Regions from separate parts of the Homo sapiens genome. Here regions 1 and 2 are each linked to region 3. Evidence: chromatin loops called from intact Hi-C (ENCODE). Cell type or tissue: PC-3. All regions are shown on one strand.

Region 1 (8,000 bases), 250 kb after region 3:
AGCACAAGGCAAGTTCAGTCTAGGAAACAGGTAACAAAGCTCACGAGGCTGTTAGGGAGGTCTGATTTTTACGAAGGGCTTCGTGTCCATCACTGAAGCCTGGAGGATTGACTAGTAATTGTATGAATGGGATCTGGAAGGAACTATGGTCTGAGGCTTGTCATGACTTCAGGGGTTGGCACCGTACAAAGCCCCATAAGGATCACGCAAAGGCACCCAACCGTGCTAATTCACCCTTTCCGGGAACTCAGCTCCCCCGCCCAGTATTGCTTGCCAGGGTGTGCCCACAGGCACTCCCTGCATGTGGCTGCAGGAACCAACTATGAAATCCACCTATGTGTTTTCTAGTGAATCTGGCCCTGATTTTAGCAGACAGCACTAGCTGTCATCTGGTTTTTATTAAATTCCATAAGTAAGAGAGTAATTCACACTCTAAAATGTTACACTATGTAAATAGTGAGACTGATTGAAAACTATTTTGTTATTTTCTGCTTTTCTCTATTTTGTGAATTTTCTTTAATGAGCATTGAGTACTATTTTATATATATATGTTTACATATATGTTTATATATATGTTTATATATATATATATATGTTTTAATTCAAAGGATAATTCATGGCAGAAACAGAAGTATAGGGACAGAAATTTCCATTACCGGAGGCTTTGAGAACCATATTCCTGCAGCTCTAATGAACAGAAAGTCATTTCACTGGGATGTTTTCCTCCATTTTCTGTGAATTTGAGTGAGCTTCCTTCCAAGAATGCAATTGAAGACTGGGACATACATATTGTAACCAGTAGCATGAGTTATTGATTGAATTCCCTGGCACTTCCTTTAGTTTGAATTCTAGGTAGAGTTCTTGGAAAGTGATGGCTTTTCGAGAGCTGGGCTTCCCTAGCATGGAATGACAAGTCACATAACAGCTCTTTGTCCAGTCATATACTGAGCATCACCTGCGTATCAGGCACTGTGCTGGGCACCAAAGATGGAAAGATAATTCGTGTCTTCACTGTAGTAAGGTAGATAGGGGCCAGGCATGGTGGCTCACACCTGTAATCCCGGCACTTTGGGAGGCCGAGGCAGGCGGATCACCTGAGGTCAGGAGTTCAAGACCTGCCTGGCCAATGTGATGAATCCCCGCCTCTACTAAAAATACAAAAATTAGCTAGGCATGGTGGCGCGTGCCTGTAATCCCAGCTACTCAGGAGGCTGAGGCGAGAGAATCACTTGAACCTGGGAGGCAGATGTTGCAATGAGCCAAGATCATGCCATTGCACTCCAGTCTGCGTGACAAGAACGAAACTCAGTCTCAAAAATAATAATAATAAACAAGAAAAAAATAAGAAAGGTAGATAGGAACACAACATAGCTGTACTAGGGGTGAGTTATGTACAAGAGGGTGTGGGTGAGTGGCCAGAGCAGGTTTCACAGAGGCCAGGACATGTCAACAGTCTTCACTTTAGAGTAGGAATTTGCTAAGAAGACCAGAAGTCTGGTTGGCTGGCAAAGAGATGGGTCAGGGTAAGGGGAGTCCAGCAGAAGGAAAAGTATGCATACAAGCATGGAAGCATGAACTGGCTGGCCTGTGGGATCGTCATGACCCCAGGATCAAACTCATATAAGTTTCTCCAAGACATAACAGTTCTTGTCTCAAGTAAGACACTAGGAGAGTAGGCCACTAGGAGCCCCAATTCCATCAAACACCTCCTAGCCCTGTCATGCACCCAGCATAAGCACAGGGGATGATACAAGAAAACAGTGTGATATCACCATCCCAAGTTGCTGCGGATCAGAGAGCTGTCTTACTGTGATGCTTAATTTTTGGTGAACTTACAGAAAAAAATTCAAAAAGTCTGAGGCTGCCCATTAGGAATGAGAAATTGCATATGAGGGTTAGCATGCTAATTATGTTTTGTGTAACCTACTGGACACACTGGGATGGCTTTTCCTGAAAGAAATTATCTGAGTCCTACCTTACCACCTAGACAAACGGGAAAGGAAAGGGGGTTGATTCCACCAACAGTGTGTGCTTGTGACTTAGGCGGCTTTCCAGTCGAAGAAATACAAATAATTGTAAGGCAATTTTAATCTTTACTGAACTCTCTTGAAGCCTATCAAACGGAATCCCAAATGCACAGCAAAACATCTTAAAATTGCCTTTCCCTATCTCTCTCAAGTCATATATATCACACGTTTATGGCTCTCTCCTCCTAATTTTTTTCCTCCCTCTTTCCATATTCCTCCCAAACTCTCTTAAGCTCAACTACAAGAACACTTGTCTTTTCACCCCAGCCCCATTCCCCGCTTTCTGGATTTATTCCTCTGGTGGCTAGTAGATCTCTCTCCTTTCTAAAGTAAATCAATTTCACATTTCTGCCCCCCTACACCAATCAACACCACATTATTTTTATATTTGTGGCAGAGGTTTAATAGGTAGAACAAGGGGATGCTTTGCAGAGGCTAGAACACTCAAGAGAAAGATTTGTTTTCTTTGTCATTTGAACAGCAAGCATATATAAACCATGCTGGTAAAGTTTCTTTCTGGTGGCTCCCATATTTTAGGTTACTGGCCACCCTAAAAACCTAAGCCCTAAAAACCTGTTACCTTCCCATGTAACAGAAGCTTAATGTAAATGACTTTCATAAGCCTGTATTCCTTTAACTTATTTTTTTCTTCTTTATCCATAGCAGATTTAAGTCTGGATTCCTTGACTCATCCAAAGTGGTTAAGTGCAAGAATGCTATTTTTTTTTAATGCCTGTCTTCCCCATTAACTCCCAGAGGGCAGGGGTATTGGCCATCTAGGTGACCATTAGCACTGTCCCTGGAAAATGGAATACACTCATTAATTCTTATATTTAGCATTTGTTGAAGGGAATTTGAATGTGAGCATAAATTTCTTAAAGGATCTTTCAGTCCCTTGAACAAAGTGTGAACCAAGTGTCATCCAAGTTATACAACATGGAGTACATACAATTGCATTTCACTCTAATTCAAGCCTAAGAACAGGTGACCCAAGAAGCAATCTCAACCCCTCAAAGATTTTTCTCCAATACCTAATCTGCAAGCCAAGGATCTTTGGGGTACAGAAAAAGTCATTTTTTTTTCTTTCCTTTGAGGGAAGTGACAGATACAAAGTTTTCATACTCAGCTCCTAACTGCCCCCAGCTCATCCTGGCAGCTGAAGAGTTAATCTGCTGCCACCTAGTGGTTCTTGGCCAACCTGCGGGAACCCCAGCTCACATAAGGTGAGGGTGAATGGGGTGGGTGTGGACTGTCTCCATGAAGAGGACAAGGTTCTCAAGTGGCTTTGTCTTCCCACCCCCAAAGTTTATCTCTCTCTTTCTCTCTCTCTCTCTCTCTTTCTCTCCCTCTCTCTCTCTGTCTCCCCCTCTCTCTCTCTCTCTTCTCTCCTCTCTCCTCTCTCCTCTTTCTCTCTCTCTCTCCCCTTCTCTGGGGCCTGTTTCCTGTAGACCTGAGGCAAAGCAGTAGTTCAGGCTGGGATTTCTTGCAAGTTTTCCACTGTGGGGTGCCGCAACAGCTGTGACCCTGGCTTGATTTTGATGTAGACTTCAAGGGCGCCGTCCCCAGCGGGGAGAACATTTTTACCTCAGGAGCCTATTCACATTGGTAGCCTTGGCAGGGAAAGTTCCAGAAGCTTTGATTACACAAATACCTTTGCTAGGTACAGGCCCGTCTTGGCAACCTGGGGAGAGAGAATGTGCACATGGGCTGATTAAACCAAACGACCCGTTTCCTTTGCCGGGGCTGGGGGCTGGGGGTCTTCGGCTTGGAAATGATTTTTTCCTTGGCTGTGTTGCCTGGAAACTTTGAGGGTTTAATTAGGACTGGGGAGGTTTTTGGCTCCCGCAGCTGCCTCTGCTCTCCCCCAGGGTTACTGAGTGAGAATGTGTGCATGCGTGTGTGTGTGTGTGTGCGCGCGCGCGTGTGTGTGTGTGTGTGTCCCCTGCAGTGCAGGCCAAAGCCGTCTGGAGAAGTTAATTGTGTACCAAGGCAGATGTGGCTCTTTTTATTTCAATTGATTTCAGTTAATAACTTTTAACCTCCGAACCGCAGTGAGGCTGCGTGTGGTTTATGTATCATGTACTGGAGCCCAGACAACTGAGTGGAAATGGTAGCTATTACCTTACTGCCGCCATCCATCTAGGGCCAATCATTGGAAACTTTTCTAAATGTTCTCAAGCAAATCCAGAAAGGACATCCTCCATCAGTGTCTCTCTGGCTCTGTGAATTCCTAGGAAGAAGTAAGACAAGAGCCGGCCCGCCCCAAAGCAGTTATCTTATTTGGTCAGGAGGAAAAAGTTGGAGTAAACAAATTAAAATGAAACATTTTTCATCCTTTATTGACTTCAGTATTCTTTTTATTAACCTCAACATTACCAAGCAGTTACTCTCCCATTTGGAGACTTGGAGAAAGAAGAAGAATTTTCTTTTCTGCTTTTCTTTGATATGTATATATGTTTGTATTTATTTTTCAACTACCAATGTTATACACAAACATGTTCTGGTTATATAAGGATTAAATACAGAAGTATAAGCCCCCTTGCTCACAGGCAGATTTTCCAGCTGGGGTCAAGGCAGGTGCAGGCGCATTGTGACCCACCCTTTTTCTTCCTTCCCTCCCTTTTTTCTTTTCTGCTTTCCTTTCCTCCTTCCTTCAGAGGAAGATTCAGAGACACAGGTCTTTCCTTCATGGAGCATGTGGAAATGAGCTCCCACATACCATGTGTATTTGTTTGCTAGGCCTGCTGTAAGAAGATACCACACAAAGGTCTAATATCCAGCATCTATAAGGAACTTAAACAAATTTACAAGAAGAAAACAACCCCATTAAAAAGTGGGCAAAGGACATGAACAGATACTTCTCAAAACAAGACATACATGTGGCCAACAAGCATATGAAAAAAAAGCTCAATATCACTGATCATTAGAGAAATGCAAGTCAAAACCATAATGAAATACCATCTCACACCAGCCAGAATGGCTACTATTAAAAAGTCAAAAAATAACAGGTGTTGGCAAGGTTGTGGAGAAAAGGGAACGCTTATACACTATTTGTGGGAGTGTAGATTAGTTCAACCATTGTGGAAAACAGTGTGGCAATTCCTCAAAGAGCTAAAAACAGAACTACCATTTGACTCAGCAATCCCACTACTGGGTAGGTACCCAGAGGACTGTAAATCATTCTACCATAACAACACATGCACACGAATGTTCATTGCAGCACTATTCACAATAGTAAAGGCATAGAATCAATCTAAATGCCTATCAGTGAGACTGGATGAAGAAAACATGGTACATATACACCATGGAATATTATACAGCCATAAAAAAAGAACAAGATCATGTCTTTTGAAGGAACATGGATGAAGCTAGAGGCTATTATCCTTAGAAAACTAATGCAGGAACAGAAAACCAAATACTACATGCTCTTACTTGTAAGTGGGGGCTGAAAGATAAGAATTTATAAACACAAAGAAGGAAACAAAGACGCTGGGGTCTACTTGAGCAGGGAGGGTGAGAGAAGGGAGAGGAGCAGAAAGGATAACTATTGGATACCGGGCTTAATACCTGGGTGATAAAATAATATGTACAACAAACCCCTGTTACCGGTGTTTACCTATGTAACAAACCTGCACGTGTATCCCCGAACTCAAAATAAAAGTTAAAAAAAATAAAAATACGACGAGTAAAAAAAAAAGAAAAAAAGAAAGTACCACAGACTGGGTGGCTTAGACAAGAGCAATGTGTTGTCTCACAGTTCCAGAGGCAGGGTTGATTCCTTCTGCGGGCTGTGAGGGAGGCTCTGTTCCACGCCTCTCCCTGCTCCTGTGGTTCGCTGGCAATCTTTGCTGTTCCTTGACTCGTAGACACATCGCCCTGATCTCTGCCTTCGTTTTCACATAGCTTTCTTCCTGGCACTGGGAGTGACATGACTTGACTGTTTTCTAGGGAACCCTCACTTTAGGCTTCTCCTCTTGAGTTGGTCAGATGCCCAGAGAAGACTCTTCAATCCCCTATTTGAAGAATGTGTGTGCCTGGCTGCTGTGTTCCGGGAGCCAAGTGTGAGAAGAAGGCTGGAACCCAAATATTCAGTCTGCTCCTCTGTAGTCTTTAATCCCTCTGTTTTCAGTACAGCATCCTCCCAGACCTCCGCACTCTCTGGCTTCTCTAGTTCAGAAATCCCCTGGTTACTGTCTCTAGAAAATAAATCTCTCCTACCATTTACGGCAGTGGAGAAGGAGCCATGTGACTGCGTGGCATGAGGGGATAGGGCACGGGGAGAGATCTAACTGCTTCTAAAACCCTTTCCACCCACCCTCCTTTTTCAGCCCCATCTTCACTCTCACCTCCAGAGGTACCAGATGCCACCAGTCCTGCGCTGTTTCACTGCTCTGAATGTGAACCGAGTTGCTTTTGGCGTTTCCCACTGCAGGCTCCGTGTGCAGTTTGATGGGGTCTGGCAGGCCGGTCGCCAGTCTTCCACAGCATTTTAACTTTCAACATTTTGCTGCTTTCTTTGTTTCCACTTTCTTTGTTTTTGTGTTAGTGGGTTTCAGGAAGAAAGAGAGCTAAATACATGTGTCCAATTTTCCAGCTTTACCTTTAAGGCCATTCTTGTGTTTTAAGCAGCATGTTCCAGAGACATTCTCAAACCCAAAAGGAGTCATCCTATCCCTGGGTTATCTGGAAGTTTTGGGTAAGTTTAGGACAAGAGAGTCCCTTCCAAGACCCTGCCATTTGCAACAACATGACTGAACCTGAAGGACATTAGTGAAATAAGCCAGACACAGAAAGAAAACTGTGGCATGATCTTACTTATATGTGGAATCTAAAAATGTCAAATACATAGAAACGGAGAATGGAATGGTGGTTACTGGGGTGGAGAGGAGGAGGAAATAGGGAGACATAGGTCAAAGGGTACAAAGTTGTAGCTATGTAGGATTAGTCTAGAGAGCTAATGCACAGCATGAGAACTTTAGTTAAGAATACTGTATTGTGGCCAATGTGGAAGGATCGCTTGAGTTCCAGACCAGCCTGACCAACATGGCAAAACTCCGCCTCTACCAACGAAACAAAACAAAAAACAAAATTAGCCAGGCATGTTGGCACGCACCTGTAGTCCCAGCTACTCAGGAGGCTGAGGCGGGAGGATCGCTTGAGCTGAAGTCAAGGTTGCAGTGAGCCATGATCGTGCCACTGTGCTCCAGCCTGGATGAGAGTGAGACCCCGTTTCAAAAAATTAATCACAACAATACTGTATTGCATACTGGAAATTTGCTAAGAGAGTAGATTTTAGATGTTCTCACCGTCCCCATTCCCCCAAAAAAGGTAACTGTGAGGAGATGGATATATTAATTTGCTAGCAATCATTTCACTATGTATATGTATATCAAAACATCATGTTTTACACCTTAAATATATACCATAAGAGGCTGGGAATGGTGGCTCACGCCTGTAATTTCAGCACTTTGAGAGGCCGAGGCAGGTGGATCACCTGAGGTCAGGAGTTCGAGACCAGCCTGGCCAACATGGCAAAACCCCAACTCTCCTAAAAATACAACAATTAGCTGGGTGTGGTGGTGTGCGCCTGTAATCCCAGCTACTTGGGAGGCTGAGGCACGAGAATCGCTTGAACCTGGGAGACGGAGGTTGCAATGAGCCAAGATTGCACCACTTCACTCCAGCCTGGGTGATAGAGCGAGACCCTCTCTTGAAAAAAAAAAAGAAAAAAAAAAAAATATATATATATACATACACCGTAAGAGAGGGCCTTCAATATGCTTTATTTAGTATATGAACATATGGATGCACATTCGCACACACAAACACACTCACGCTGCCTATTTTCTCTACAAAATCTACAGCCAACCTGGGTGGAATATTTGGATTCACCAGCCAGATTCTTATTTTGTTCTAGATGGAATTCTCTAAGATTCCCCCAGTTCCCTCTTTTCCCCCCTCACCAATTTATTC
Region 2 (8,000 bases), 490 kb before region 3:
AAGAATAAAGCTGGAGGCATCCCACTACTGGACTTCAAACTATACTACAAGGCTACAGTAACCAAAACAGCATGGTACTGGTACAAAAACAGATACATACACGAATGGAACAGAATAGAAAACTCAGAAATAAGACTGCACATCTACAACCATCTGATATTTGACAAATCTAACAAAAACAAGTAGTGGAGAAAGGATTCCCTATTTAATAAATGGTGCTGTGGGAACTGGCTAGCCATATGCAGAAAATTGAAACTGGACCTCTTCATTACACCTTACAGAAAAATTAACTCAAGATGGATTAAAGACTTAAATGTAAAACCCCAAACTATTAAAAACCCTAGAAGAAACTCTAGGCAATACCATGCAGAACATAGGCACAAGCAAAGATTTCATGACAAAATCACTAAAAACAATTGCAACAAAAGTGAAAATTGACAAATGGGATTTAATTAAACTAAAGAGCTTCTGCACAGCAAAACAAACTATCATCTGAGTGAACAGGCAACCTCCAGAGTGGGAGAAAATTTTTGGAACCTATGCATCTGACAAAGTTCTAATATCCAGAATCTACAAGGAACTTAAACAAATTTACAAGGAAAAAATAAATAAATAAAAAGCGGGCAAAGGACATGAACAGACACTTCTCAAAAGAAGACATTTATGTAGCCAACAAACATATGAAAAAACTCAACATCACTGATCATTAGAGAAATGCAATCAAAACCACGGTGTGATACCATCTCATGCCAGTCAGAAGGGTGATTATTAAAAAGTCAAGTAACAACAGATGCTGACAAGGTTGTGAATAAATAGGGACATTTTTACTCTGTTGGTGGGAATGTAAATTAGTTCAACCATTGTGGAAGGTGGTGTGGTGATTCCTCAAAGATCTAGAATCAGAAATACCATTTGACTCAGCAATCTCATTACTGAGTATATACCCAAAGGAATATAAATCATTATATTACAAGGATACATGCACACATATGTTCATTGCAGCACTATTCACCATAGCAAAGACATGGAATTAACCCAAATGCCCATCCATGATAGACTGGATAAAGAAAATGTGGTACATACACACTATGGAATACTATGCAGCCATAAAAAGGAACAAAATCATGTCTTTTGCAGGGACATGGATGGAGCTGGAAGCCATTATCCTTAGCAAGCTAACACAGGAACAGAAAACCAAACACTGCATGTTCTGACTTATAAGTGGGAGCTGAACAATAGGAAAGCGTGGACACCGCTAAGGGAACACCACACACTGGAGTCGGGGGGTGAGGTTGGGGGAGGGAGAGCATTAGGTAAAATAACTAACGTATGCTAGGCTTAATACCTAGGTGATGGGTTTATAGGTGCAGTAAACCACCATGGTACACGTTTACCTATGTAACAAACCTGCATATCCTGCGCATGTACCCCGGAACTTAAAAAAATAAGAAAGAAAATGTGAATTGGTATAGATATAAGTCAAATTTTCTCAAACCCAGTATTTTAAACAGTGATGAAGCTATAAATATGCTCGCATGATTAGAGTAGTAATTCTGCAGCTTGCTTGAGGCCACTCAAAGGGTACAAAAAGAAGATGCCATACCAGGACCCTCAACCATATCCTATTCCCCTCACTCATGTTCCTTGAGCTGAGCACTGCACTTCTAGAGCACCCTCAAACAGCTCCATAGATATGATCAGCAGGATGTTGAAGTACAGCTCCACGTTTCCAGACACCTGCTCATTGACACTTTCAGTGTCACAGTAGTCATAAATGTTGGCTGTCATGCCATAACCTATTCAGACCAGGTTCAAACATTTTATGGGTTCAGGACAAGAGTATAGCTAGAGGTCCATATACTGGATGTCTAAATTCAAAATTCATAATCAAACTAGTAAACTGTTGCATAAACTGCCTTCTATATCCCTACATTGACAAATATACTTTAATAGAAACAAAAATAAAAATATGTGTGAAGCTATTATTTTTATGTCACTGAAAATAAACCACTGTTCTACTAATAAGTGGTTGATGTTTGTTGACTACTAAAATAAAGGAATACATAATTTATAAATTGCTATACACTAATTCCACAAAATTTTCTTTCCTTCATTTTGGCAAAAAAAAATTTATGCTATTATAATCAAGATTGTCATATAATTTTTGTTCCTTTAGTAGTAACACCAAATTACACAATTATTCCTGAGTCACTGTAGTTCTTAGGTAAGTTTATACTAATTTCAGTTTAGAGAAAACTCACTCTTCAGAGGCAGGAGAAACTGGCATTATCAATAAAATTATTAAAATAATTAGATTATTATCTTAGATTTAGAAAGATCTTTAAATTTTAGGTAGAATATGCAAACATTATAGTGGGATTACATATGATAAATTATCACTATCATAGAAAGCTTTACAAACTATTATAATTTCATTGTATAAATTATCACTTGTCTCATGATTTTCACCATTTTAAAAACAGTAACCAGATTTAATAGAAAGGTGAAGAATCAGTATCAGACATCGTACATGTTACTTCTTCCTATATATAAATTTCAGGGTAATATAAATTTTAACTATTACAAAGTTAATAGTTCTTCATCTGCCACCTGTAACTCCTATAAATACCATACCAACTGATGTATCTCCAGAACCAGAAGACAGAGAAGCAAGAGAAAGTACCCTATATGTCACTGGGAAGTGATTCTTTATTGAGCAGGAATATCCATATTAAAGCTTTTTGAAAAGAAAGATTGGACAAATTGACTAATTCGCCTCTTCTTTTACCTAAATGCTTCAGTTGTTCAAATATTTCCCACATTCTAAAATAGGGACTAGCTTCAACATTGGCAATGACACAAACCACAAACCTTTAAAGCATGTTTCAGGGACGTATATTAAGAGATATTTAAAAAAAAAAAAAAGTTTTTCTTTGAGGTCCAGAAGATGTTACTTGTAAGAACAAATGTTTACGGTTGCATATGTCAGCCCTCAACAACAGATCCTGAGTGACAGAGGTGCCCATGTGCTCTTAAATAAATCTGTCTTTTTGTATTTGTGGTATGTATTATCTTTCAATACAAGGTCTAGAGCAGGGATTCCTATGGCTTAGGTCTAAAGATGTTATTAAATCTATTCATGGGACCTTGGGGCATACTTGCTGGGCAACGCTGAGAGAGAGGATACATTAGGGGGAGAACTGCGTAAATAAAAAGGAGGCCATAGGTAGGATAATAAGGTGTGTGTGTGTCTTTGCACATATGAGTGTGGAGTGAGCAAGTTTTAATTTCTCATTATTTAAGAGATATAGAAGAATGACATCATCAAGATGGGGGAATAGGAAACCCCAGACCCCATTCCCCAACAGAAACATTAACTAAACAACAATACACAGACAAAAAGTTTTTATGAGAACCTAGAAATCAGTTAGGAAGTCACAATACCCCCAGGCAATCTCAAAGCCAAGAGCAGCTGCATTGAAATGGATAAGAAATTTATTTCATTAACTATGTCAGCCCCTCCCCCAAGCCAGCACATCTCTGGGAGGAAAAGCCCAACATACAGCTTCTTTTGTGACAGGTAGAGAAAAGAATGAAATGTATGTTCAAAGTTTCAGCTTTTGAGGGGCTGCCCAAGGAACTGGTTTCTGTCTCACCTGACTCGGAAGATTCATGGGAACTGACATACATTGGATGCCTGGGAGCCACAGAGAGCAAAAGAGAGTCAGCGGCTTGTGGCAGTGCCAGAGAACTTGTAATATCACAGATAGAAATTAGCAGGGCTTGTTGTAATCAAGAGTAAGCACCTAGCTGTGGCTTTTTCCCTGGGAAAAAACAGGAGGGTGGTATGTGTGTCTAGCATTCTGCCTTTTCAGGGGGCTTCCTGAGGGACGAGTTTTTGCCTCATCTGATTCAGAGTCCTAATGGGAAACCAACATACCTTGTTTGCTTAGGGCCAGAGGGACCAAAAAAAAAAAAAACCTAAAAACTCAGTTGCTTGTGGTTGCACCAGAAAACTTATAATACTACAGATAGACACCAGAGGGAGCAAGAGATTACAAGCTCTGAAAAAAACAACTTGCAAACCTCTCTAATTGGGAGAAACCAGAGAAAACACATCTCCAGAAAAGATGTGAGAGGCCCTCACAACCTCTAGCTGAAATAACTGGTGAAGTTATTTCCCTGTATGAAGTCAGTGAGTAAAGACTAGGAGAGATGGCTGTTTTTCAAATGCATGAATACCAATATAGTTACAAGACACATAAAGAAATATGGAAACATATCTCAATCAAAGGAACAAAATAAATCTCTAGTAACCAACCCTAAAGAAATAGAGTTATATGAAGTACCTGACAAAGAATTCAAAATAACCATCACAAAGATGTTAGAAAAATGGTAAATGAACAAAATGAGAATATCAACAAAGAGAAAAAATTTTAAATAAACAACAGCAATTTTGGAGCTTAAAAACACAAGAGCTGAATTGAAAATTTCACTAGAGGGGTTCAAAAATAAAAGTGATGAAGCAGAAAAAAAGAATCAACAAACTCGAAAACAGATCATTTCAGATTACCTAGTCAGAAGAACAAAAGGAAAAAGAAATGAAAATGAATGATGAAAGTCTAAGGGACTTATGGAACCCCATCAAGCAGACTAATTACACATTATGGCTATTCCAGAAGGAAATGAGGGAAAGAGAGAGAGAGAGATTGAGAATGGCATAAAGATTATTTGAAGACACAATGGCTGAAATTTTCCCAAATTTGGGGAAGGAAATGGACATACAGATAAAAGAAGCCTAAAGGATCCCAATTAAGATAAACTTGTAAAAGTCTACATTACAATCAAATTGCCAAAAGTCAAAGACAAAGAGAGAATTTTGAAAGTGGGAAGAGGAAAGCTACTCACCATATGAAAAGGATTCTACATAAGAATATCAATGGGTTTCTCAGCAGAAGCCTTGCAGGCCAGCAGGAAATAAGAGAATATATTCAAAGTGCTAAAAGTAAAAAAAAAAAAAAAAAGAATATGGCAAAACTGACATTCAAAAATGAAGCAGAAACACTGAATTTCCCAGATAAAAGCTGAAGGAGTTCCTCACCATTAGACTTCCAGGCAATGCTATAGAGTGTCCTTCAAGTTGAAAGAAAAGGATGCTAAAGAGCAACACAAAAACATGTGAAAGTATAAAGCTTGCTGGTAAAGGTAAATCTATAAACGAATACAGAATATTGTAATGGTGGTCCATAAATCACTTTTAATTATAGTATAAGAGTTAACACAAAGCGTGAAGGAGAAAGAAGTTAAAGAGTAAAGTTGTATGTGATTGCAGTTAAGTTGTTATCAGCTTAAAGTAGGTTGTTATAACTATAAGTGTTTTGTGTAAGCATCATGTTAACTACAAAGAAAATACACATAGAAGATACATAAAGGAAATTAAGAAATGATTCAAAACATGTCACTACCAAAATGACAACACAAAGAGAGAAAGAAAAAGAACAAAAAGCTACAAGACAGAAAACAATTAATAAAATGTCAATCTTAAGTCCTTCTCTATAAGTAATTGCTTTAAATGTAAATGGATTAAATTCCCGATCATAAGACATCAAGTGGCTGAATGGATTTTTAAAAATCAAGATCTCACTATATGCTGCCTATGGGAAACTCACTTTAGATTTAAAGACATATGCAGGCTGAAAGAAAAGGATAGAAGAAATATATTCCATGAAAATGGTAACCAAAATATAGCAGAGGTAGCTATATTTATAACAGAAAAAATAAGCTTTAAGTCAAAAACTGACACAGTAGACAAAAGAGGACATCATATAATTATAAAAAGGGGCCAATTCACCAGAAAGATAAATCAACTATAAATGTATATGCACCCAACATCAGAGCACCCAAAAACATGAAGCAAATATTAATAGAACTGAAGGAGAAACAGACAGCAATGCAATCATAGTAGAAGATTTGAATACCTCACTTTCAATTATGGCTAGAACATCCAGACCGAAAATCAATAAGAAAAGAGTAAACTTGAACAACCCTATAAATCAGATAGATCCAATAGACAGATAAAGAACATTCCACCCAATAGCAGCAGAATTCACATGCTTCTCAAGTTCACATGGACATTCTCCAGTATAGATCACATATTAGGCTACCAAACAAGTATTAACACATTTGAAAAGACTGAAATCATACCAATTTCCAACCACAATGGAATGAAAACTAGAGATCAATAACAGAAGGAAAACTGGGAAATTCACAAGTACATGAAGTTAATCATATACTTCTGGACAACCAAGGGACCAAAGAAGCAATTAAAAGGAAAACTAGAACATATCTTAAGACAAATAAAAACAAAACCACAACACACCAAAACTTATGCAAATAAGCAAAAGTCATACTAAGAAGAAAGTTTGTGGTGATAAATGCCTACATTAAAAAAGAAGAAAGATCTCAAATAAATAACCTAACTTTATATCTTAAGGAACTATAAGAACTATAAGGAACAATAAAAGCAAACTAAAACCAAAGATAGCAGAAATGAAGGAAAAAACAAAGATTATAACAGAAATAACAGAAATAGAGAATAGTAAACAACAGAAAGAAATCAATGAAACTGAGAGTTGGCTTTTTAAGAGATCAACAAAAATGACAAACCTTTAGCTATACTAAGAAAAAAAGAGGGAGACCTAAATAAAATCAAAAATGAAAGAGGAAATATTACAATTGATGCTACATCAATAACAATAATTGTAAGATATAACTAACAAAAATTATATGCCAACAAATTATATGCCTGGAAGAAATGGATATTCCTGAAACATTTAACCTACCAAGTTTGAATGCTGAAGAAATAAAAAGAACAAACCTAAACTAGTAAGAACAAACCTATAACTAGTAAGAAAATTGGATCGGTAATTAAAAACCTCAAAGTGGATGGGGTTAGGAAAAAATGGGGAGTTGCTGATCAATGGTCATAGAGTTTCAGTCATGCAAGATGAAAAAGTTCTAGAGATCTGCTGTACAACAATGTGTATATAGTTCACAATACTATGCTGTACACTTAAAAATGGTTAATAAGGTAGATTTTATGTTTTTCAACACAATAAAAAATAAATTTTTAAAGAGAGATATAAACAATAGCTACAATCTAAAAGCAGTTAGTCATCTATACTAATCTAGATCATCCATTCCAACGGTTTTTCAAACTTTAACTAACAGAGGAATAATTTTTCACTTAAAATTTTCCAGTAAACCCAATAACAAAACCATAAAAGTAGAACTGTGTGTGTTGAGTTGTGTTGGGTGGGAGGGAACCAGAGCTCCTCATTTTATAGACACAGAAACTGAGGCCCTGGGAGGAAAATGGATTCACCCCGAAGCACACAGTGAGTTAATGGCATGGCCCTGGCTACAATCCACATCTCCTGATTCCCAGCTCAGTGTTCTTTGCATTTTCATTAAAGTTCTTGTGCCTAATCTGGAAAACACCCAGATAACCATAAAAGGAAACAGATGAAGGTACCCACAAATGAGCTATGGAAGGAGAGGGAGTTTTTAAGCCTAATCACCAGCCAATAGATTTCCAGTTTCAATGGTTTTTTAATATCAAAGTTGTTTTCATTATTTATTAATGAACTTTTGTTAACATTGTTTATTATTTATTAACATTAATTAAACGAACATTTGAAATTGCACAGAAACAAAAAAGGAGAAAAAATTTATAATCCTACCAATTATATAAACAACTCTTAACACTGGAATATGTCTTCTGTCTCTTAAAGAACAGATTGTTGGGTTTTCACCAAATTGTGCTCATTCTGTATGTTCAATTTTGTCTCATGCTTTTTTCACAATATTATAGCATAAGCATTTTCCATTTGTAAATAACATTTTCTTTCATGACTACATAATATGCTCTGAAGTAGTCATGCCATGCAGAAGATTTTTTTCTAAATTTGTTCACCACTTCAAATAATACTAAAATGAAC
Region 3 (8,000 bases):
CTCAGGTTTCGTCACCTACGCACCCTCCTGAAAGGCTTAACACTCAAGCCGCATGCTGGAGTTGAAATCCCTCAGCATTGCCTTGCAAGGCTGCCCTCTTCCTTGTTCCCCCATGTGGGAAAAGAGAAGCAACCGTTTCAGAACTATGGTGGATGCTTTTTGCAGATGAGTGGACCTGGGGTGCATTCTGTATCCTCGAATAGAAATAAGCTAACTGGCCAGGCGCGGTGGCTCATGCCTGTAATCCCAGCACTTTGGGAGGCCAAGGCGGGTGGATCACCTGAGGTTGGGAGTTCGAGACCAGCCTGGCCAACATGGAGAAACCCCATCTCTACTAAAAATACAAAATTAGCCAGGTGTGGTGTCGGGCGCCTGTAATCCCACCTACTCGGGAGGCTGAGGCAGGAGAATCGCTTGAACCCGGGAGACGGAGGTTGCAGTGAGCTGAGATCATGCCATTGCACTCCAGGCTGGGTGACAAGGGCGAGACTCCATCTCAAAAAAAAAAAGAAATAAGCTAACTGGCACAAAAGGTGATTAAACACATGATGTTAGCCCTGTTAGGAGTGTGATGTCATATAATATGAAAAATTAGAGTAGCTAGCATTTATCAAGCATATACCATGTACCAGGCATTGTGCTGGGTACTTTGTAAGCATTATCTCATTCAATCCTCCCATGGTTGGTGTTACTGTCCCTTTTTATAGATGGAGTCTGTGATGCTCCAAGAGGTTAAGCAACTTGCTCTTTTTCCTTTATTCTACTCAGCTAGCTGACTGCCTACCTTTTCATCAAAACCTCTCCTATAATTGCATTATAGAACTAAATAGAATCCAAGGATTCTGTGCTTTTATTGAATAATCAGTTCTTGTTGATTTGATACACTTTTAGCTTATTAATTTGTGCATTAAAAAAAGGTTAAAACTATTTTCATGTAAACCAAAGCAAGTAAGATACTTAATTAATTTTTTTTCCTGGATTTGTTTTTAGGTGTGAGTTTGTTTTTAATTAACAGACTTTATTCTTTTTTAGGGCAGTTTTTTAGGTTTACAGTTTTAGGTTAACAGAAAGTACAGAAGTCCCGTATACCCCTCCTCCAAAACAGTTTCCCCTATTGTTAACATCGTTTGTTAGTGTGGTACATTTGTTAAAATTCATGAGCCAGTATTGACGCATAATTAATAATTAAAGTCCACAGTTTACCTTAGGGTTCACTCTTGTACATTCTGTGGGTTTTGACAAATGCATAGTGATGGGTAGCTACTATTATGGTATCATATGGAATAGTTTTACTGCCCTAAATATCTCCTGTTCTCCACCTATTCATTACCTCCCACTCCCCACCACTGATCTTTTTACTCTCTCCATAGTTATGCCTTTCACTTAGATGTTTTTGATGGTCTCAGTGTCCTACAATCTCTGACTGTTTTGCAGATTTCTTCTTAACCTTCTGTTATCTATCCCAGCCCCATCCAGTCCCCTGCAATTATACCTAATTATGACTACTTACATGGGCTGAAAATTTCACAGTCATCATTAATGATGGCTTAGGTTGAGATTTTTCTCCCTTTCTGGATCTTTAGTATTCGATTTTTAAATTTGCTAATACAAATATTTACTTACACTAGGTTTCCAGTTAGTTTTTGTTTTTCATTTTCTTCCTTTTAAATGTAAGAGAGGAGGGAGGTGCTATTTCAGTATTTCCTCATGTGGATTCACTGAAATAACTATGTCCTAAGTGTGTTGTTTTTAATAGCGTTACTACCAAGGTGGCAATGGCAGAGAAACTCAGGAGAAAGCTGCTGGCTTAGCCTCACAAATTCAGAGGTGAGGGATGAGGCAACAAGGATGCTTGCCATTGAATTATACTGATCAGATACATGAACCTGTTGGAATCAGGGACTCCTGCTGGCCAACTGAAGCTGCAATCTTCCGTGAACTCCCCTTTCCTCCTTGCCTCCTGCCTACCACCTTTTAATTTTTTTTTTCATTATCATCTAAAGTCCACGAAAGGCAAGAATGGAAAGTTCTGCTTCCATGGCAAAGAAAATACTGTAGCATAAAAATCTATATTTGTTCTCTTGCTAGTTTTTCCCCCATGTGGTAGGACCATCTGAAAGTAGCTCAATTATTTATTGCCTTGTTCCAGGGGAGGAGGAAAATACAGACCACTAGATGCTGTGCCAGAGAGAGAGAGAGAAGTATTCTCTGCTTTGGGGAAGGGGGTTTTACAAGTGTTAACAATGTGGTTCAGAATCACTAAAGTTGTTTTAGCATAATACTATGAGGAAAGAGACAAGAACCATCTGTTGAAATGGCTCTTACATGATGCTGCATTTTCAAACAAAGCCTTCTCAAGGCATTTTTAGATTGGTCTCTTTCCCTTGAAGTTGCTACAAAGAGAGCCCACTCTACTAGCTGCTAAGTGATGCTGCTTAGATAGCTCTCTCTGTCAGCACCCACTCTTTTGTTTATTTTGCGCTAGTGTTTTCCTCAAAGTATGAGTGCTAAGGCTGTCAAATATCACTCCTGGTAGGAACCCAGAAAGTTCTCCTGAAAAATCCACTACTTCTGCCCATTTCCTTCCAAATTGCTGACTCTATTTTACTTGAAGTTGGTGGAGTGACTTCGAAACCCTAACTACTTCACTGGGAAAGAGGAAAACCGCAAATACACACAGGCCATTGTGACTCTGGCCTGGTGGGCTCTAATTTTCTAGCGGCGGTTTGTACACCCAAGCCGGCTGCAAGGGTTAAGTAAACTTCGTGGCTAAGGATGACTTCATGGCCCTGGAATTTTGAAAAGCCAGGATTCTCAGTACACTGTGGCCAGCCTTAGAGTCTTTGGGTGTGAAAACCACTCTCAGTTACCCGGACTGATTTTTGGTTCCTGTTGCAGTGCTGCAGAATCTATTAAAATCCGGCAGCTGAATTGTCCTGGCTCTGCCACAAAGCTCAGCTGCCGGGTCCACTACAGGATTCCTGAGTTGTTTGTCAATGGAGAGTGGGAGTGAATGGAACCAGGCATATGCCTCAGCCTGGCATGAGGTGGCACCCTAGTGGCTGTTTTCTGCCTTAGAAATGTGCGCTCTTTCTATATTTTCACACAGGAATTGTCATTAACATCCAAATTGCAGTTCATTTCTAAAGTTCTTTTTGAAGTCTCTGGGTCCTTGTTACGTTTTCAAGTACCCATATTCAGATGCTTAGATTTTCAGGCTAGTAATTTAGTAAGAACTATTGGCAATATTCTAACCTGACATGGTGGAACTTCTAAGACAGAATGAACTCGGCTACAAGGCACAACAAGAAAACGAAACTCTTGGGTAGGAACAAGCCCAAACTTGAAAATACAAAATGTTCTTGCACAGAAGGACTAATGAGGAAATGGGTGTAGGATAAGAAATTCCAGACATCCAGTCATTTGGGGTGCCATTTAAACATTCGCAGTACTTTAGATCTTAATTAAAGTGGGATAGATTTAAAACTTTCTTTCTAAACTAGTGGCCTGTTGGTTTTCCTGTGTTAAGTAACACGATAGCTGTGATCATTGCATGGAAATTAATTTTTAAAATAGCTTATATTCTTAAGCAAGATCTTCTTTCAAAAGAAACCATTTGGGCTCGAGCATTAAAGGAAGAAACAAAAAGAATATAATAAAAAATAGATTGCAGCCCTAGCATGAACAGTTGCCGTGACCTTGCCTTTTGTTTGCCATTACACAATTCAATGGCAGTCTACTCAAACTATGTGCTCGATCAATATCCTATTAAAGCAGCACAAAAAGTCTCCATAAACTTAGTGGTTAGCTATGTTTATAAATGGAACTCGGCATAATTGGATGGTCAATAGCAGGCTCTACTAGTAATTTTAAAATGAACGTCACACATTTTATATCTGTAGAAGTCAATGGCACCTCTTCTAGAGTGAAGGTAGAGTGTGGAGCAGACAAAAGAGTGGGTGGCCCTTTAAAAAAATCATAATGTCTATTTCCAAATGTAGTTTTTAAAGAAAATCTAAGTTATGGAAGAGAAAATTCTGATTGGCCCCTATATATTTTTATTTTGCCTATCTGAACCACCTTCTTCTGAATATATTATGACTTTGCAAATGTTACATTTTCTAGTTTTAATCAACCCCTCATAGAGAGGTAAAATAATAAATATTGCCATACTCGTAGGAAGAAAAATAACAGTCTGGCTGGCTTAATTCAGCCAGCTTCCTCTACTATAATTCAATAAATTTTCAAAATAAATATTGAAATTGAATTAGTTCAGGAGGATGTTTTGTTGTATGATTTTTTCCTTTTAATTTTCTTGACATGTTTGGGGTGAATATTTGGGTAGTAAAGCTGGCAGCAAGTGCAATGGACTGGTAGTAATAGAAATTGTCGTCAAACTACGCTTTCTTCTGAATCCTAGCTCACAGTATGGGTGGCCAAGCTTGATTTTTTTCCTATCCTACCCTCCTCACCTAATGAAGCCATGTAAGGTGAGAGTATCCCCACCCTTAGACTGACTCTGTCCTCAGCCGACTCAGCCCTATGAATTAAAAGGTGCATATACCTTGTGTTCGATATGTGCCCTGGCTGTTGTCATGGACCACTGAGCTGTTGAAATTAGAACTATGGCAGGAATACGCTTATGACATTAGTGTATCCTTCAGTCACTGCTCTGCATGAAGGTCTAGTCCTTTCTCTTACATGCATACTCCTACAATCTTCCTGGTTAGAGCTGGCAGTGAGAGTTCTCATGGCAGAATTTGGGGCCGTTTTGATCTCTGTTCTCAGCTGAAGCTTCTGATAAATTTACCAGACTATGAATACTCTTATTATAAAGATTTGAACTGGGGAGAAACACAACATACCCCTTGATGTACATACTAATGTGTTGTCATGGTCTCTATTCGTATGTTCATCTATTTCTAGGTCATTCATCAGTTATGCTTTCTATGTGTCAAGTATAAAACCTATATTCAAGATGGCAGCATGATATTGTAAAACAGTACAGGATATAGAGTTGGGGAATTGAGCTTTGCAACTTATCAACTCTATAGCTTTGGGCAATATTTAACCCCTCTTGGCTGTGTTTTCTTCTAGGTTACAATCATTTATTCATTGAGCAAATGTTTATGAAGTCCTAACTGTGTGCTGAGTCTAAGTCCAAGTACTGGAAATAGGAATACCTCTCAGGAGTGTAATGAGGGTTAAGTGACAGATAGTCTAGTGTCTGCCACATAGTAGATGCTCAACAATGATAACCACCACGATTATTGAACAGAGCCTCAGCCCCTGATCGTTCTTCACTGTGTGCTCAGAGCCAATCTTGGAGCTGACCACTATCAGTAAATTTATTGAAAATGCATGTGTGTGTGCGTGTATAAATTAAGAAGGGCCAATTTTAGAATTCATGTTCTAACAACCAATTATTAGAAGAGCCACTCTAGTGACCCTTACGGAGTTAGTAATTCCAATAGAGTAAGAGCATGCCAATAGTAGACCTCATTCCTCTGTTTTGAGCATTGTTTTTCCTCAAATTTTCAGAAGATTCTTTTTCCTCAAATTTTCAGCCAGAGCCTGTGTTTCTGCATTATTCTAGAAATTGTTCTCCTAGGATATCTCGTGGATAGCAGAATGTTTTAAAATTCTCAATCTAACACTGACACATTAACAACTTTTTAAGTGGCAAACCACACCTGGGTCATCTGTACCGGCATTCTTTTTTTTTTTTTTTTTTTTTGAGATGGAGTCTCGCTCTGTCACCCAGGCTGGAGTGCAGTGGCGTGATCTCGGCTCACTGCAAGCTCCACCTTCCGGGTTCACACCATTCTCCTGCCTCCGCCTGCCGAGTAGCCGGGACTACAGGTGTCCACCACCGCGCCCGGCTAATTTTTTGTATTTTTAGTAGAGACGGGGTTTCACCGTGGTCTCGATCTCCTGACCTCGTGATCCGCCCGCCTCCACCTCCCGAAGTGCTGGGATTACAGGTGTGAGCCACTGCACCTGGCCCATGTACCAGCATTCTTAAAAGTAGTACTTAGTTTTACAGTATTTTAAAATTTTGCTTTCACTCATATTATGAGCAAAAATTCCCTATGAATGGCAGAAGCATGCTACAGGTCATTACTGACAATGTGGTTTGTTTGGGTTTTCTTGAGACAGAGTCTCACTCTGTTGTCCAGGCTGGAGTGTGGTGATACAATCATGGCTCCCTGTAACTCCACCTCCCAGGCCCCAGGGATCCTCCCACCTCAGCCTTCCCAGTAGCCGGGACCACAGGCACGCGTTGCCACATCCAACTAATGTTTGCATTTTTTGCAGAAGTAGGGTTTTGTCATGTTGCCCAGGCTCGTCTCGAACTCCTGGGCTCAAGAGATCTGCCTGCCTTGGCCTCCCAAAGTGCCTGGATTACAGGCGTGAGCCAGTGTGCCCAGCTAATAATGTGCTTTTTAATAAACCTTTATTTATGCACTCATAAGCCTCAACTTTTTAATGGTGGATATTCATATCCAGTAGTAACACTGAAAAACTAGAAGGGGTTTTTGTGACCTCCAAAGCTTGAGAGAAATCCTATATTACCCTGCAGTAGGGCCACAAATATTATTGAGATTTGGCTGGAGTACATTATCATAGCTAACTCTTGCCGAGTAGAAGGGCTGTTGGTAGTGACCATCTTAGCATGTCTAGAATGGGGCCGGTGGAGTCCACATTCAGCAAAACCACACATAGGTCAAATACTGGAACTGAACTAATCCAGTGTGTGGTTAATATGAGTACATGTTAATACCCAGGATTTTTCACTAGGTGGAGGAGAAAAAAAATGAAAGTTATTGGTGGAAATATTGAAAACTATTTTTTTTTTTTGTAAACAGCTGAATTAGTCAGTTGTTGGGATGGGACTCTGTTGATACGGTTTGGTTTCCTAATAGCTAATGGTCAAGTAGTCCCAGTGCACTATTGGTTGTGGGGCTTATGTTTAGCTTAGCCCTTCCCTGGTTTATAGATCACTGTGGCAAAAAGACCTCTTAGGCCATCAAATCCCATCCCTGTCAGAGAAGACTTAATCCCATGACTGAGGCTGTATCAGATACTAAGCAGGTACCACATTTGACCTCAACCAAAAGCTAAGACATGATGATACTCTAAAATGCAGAAAATCAATTTCAGCCCCCAAAGCAGAAGGCACTAATGCAGATCAGTCAGCATTGCTAACCCCTCTGTGGACTGCTCTGTTAGACCAAGTGGCAGGGCCCTTCATCCAATGGAACTCTTGCTGACGCTTATAAAGTTTAAGACCTGCAAAAGCAGAGAGGCGAGAAGGAGAATGATGAGATAGAAGTTTTGCCACATAAGTGTAGGCGATAATTATTCTTCTATTTAAACGTGTTGAATATATCTCCTTCATAACTGATGACAAAGGAAAGACAGCAACACTAGAAATGTGAATTTCACTCCTGTTTCTTTGAACAGATATCTAGGAAATATCTACATTCAAGCCCTTCTTCTGTCACTTACTTAGTTGCATGATCTTGACCATGTTACTTAACTCTCAGCGTAGTTTCTCATTTCTAAATGAGAATAATATAAATACATATTCCATAGGGATAATGCAAAGATTAAATGAGATAATTCAGGTAAAATACCTAGCACATTGCCTGGCATGTAATAAATGCTCAATAAATATTAGCTCTTAGCTATTTTTCATTAACAAGCTCGTGTAATTTTAGTTCAACTCAGTAAACATTTGGTGCATATGTAATATATGAAGCACCCTGCACTGTGTACTGAGGAGAATACAAAAATAAGTAGGAGACAGCCTTTTCCTCTACAGGGTATATATTTAAGTTTCTTGAGATCTAAGACTGAGCTTATTTTATGGCAATAAAAAGCCTGAATACACTTAATTTACAAATTAAACTCACAGTAATTATCTGTCAAAGATAAAGTATCTTCCTGATTCGGAGTGGGGTGGGAAAATGTATCGGTTAATTTTTCCTATTTTA

The links. Hi-C counts contacts between places; a loop is a spot of excess contacts. Peaks named below come from ENCODE experiments on the same cell type or tissue, not always from the same donor. Only the 100,000 strongest peaks of a DNase experiment are listed, where the experiment ranks them.
Region 1: a loop joins it to region 3, with 11 times the contacts of the local background. A loop is called at or near these places in 7 of 110 quality-filtered maps.
Region 2: it touches region 3 in a loop (7-fold over the local background); 7 of 110 quality-filtered maps call a loop at or near these places.

What each region holds. Positions count from the first base shown.
Region 1 is chr1:61,585,646-61,593,645 of GRCh38, forward strand. No RefSeq gene overlaps it. Among named protein-coding and RNA genes, the nearest start is that of TM2D1, 140 kb to the right of the region's middle. RefSeq lists an enhancer at 2,116-4,591. In PC-3, a CTCF peak has its summit at 3,206 (motif pointing left); a DNase peak (open chromatin) is centred at 3,206; H3K27ac peaks cover 229 bases.
Region 2 is chr1:60,844,734-60,852,733 of GRCh38, forward strand. No RefSeq gene overlaps it. Among named protein-coding and RNA genes, the nearest start is that of NFIA-AS2, 120 kb to the right of the region's middle. RefSeq lists an enhancer at 4,400-5,230. In PC-3, a CTCF peak has its summit at 4,049 (motif pointing right); no DNase peak of the experiment used is centred here; H3K27me3 peaks cover 2,658 bases.
Region 3 is chr1:61,335,345-61,343,344 of GRCh38, forward strand. All of the region lies in intron 4 of NFIA (nuclear factor I A), which reads left to right. Among named protein-coding and RNA genes, the nearest start is that of NFIA-AS1, 86 kb to the left of the region's middle. In PC-3, CTCF peaks have their summits at 1,922 (motif pointing left), 3,056 and 3,265; a DNase peak (open chromatin) is centred at 2,867; H3K4me3 peaks cover 1,764 bases; H3K27ac peaks cover 1,883 bases.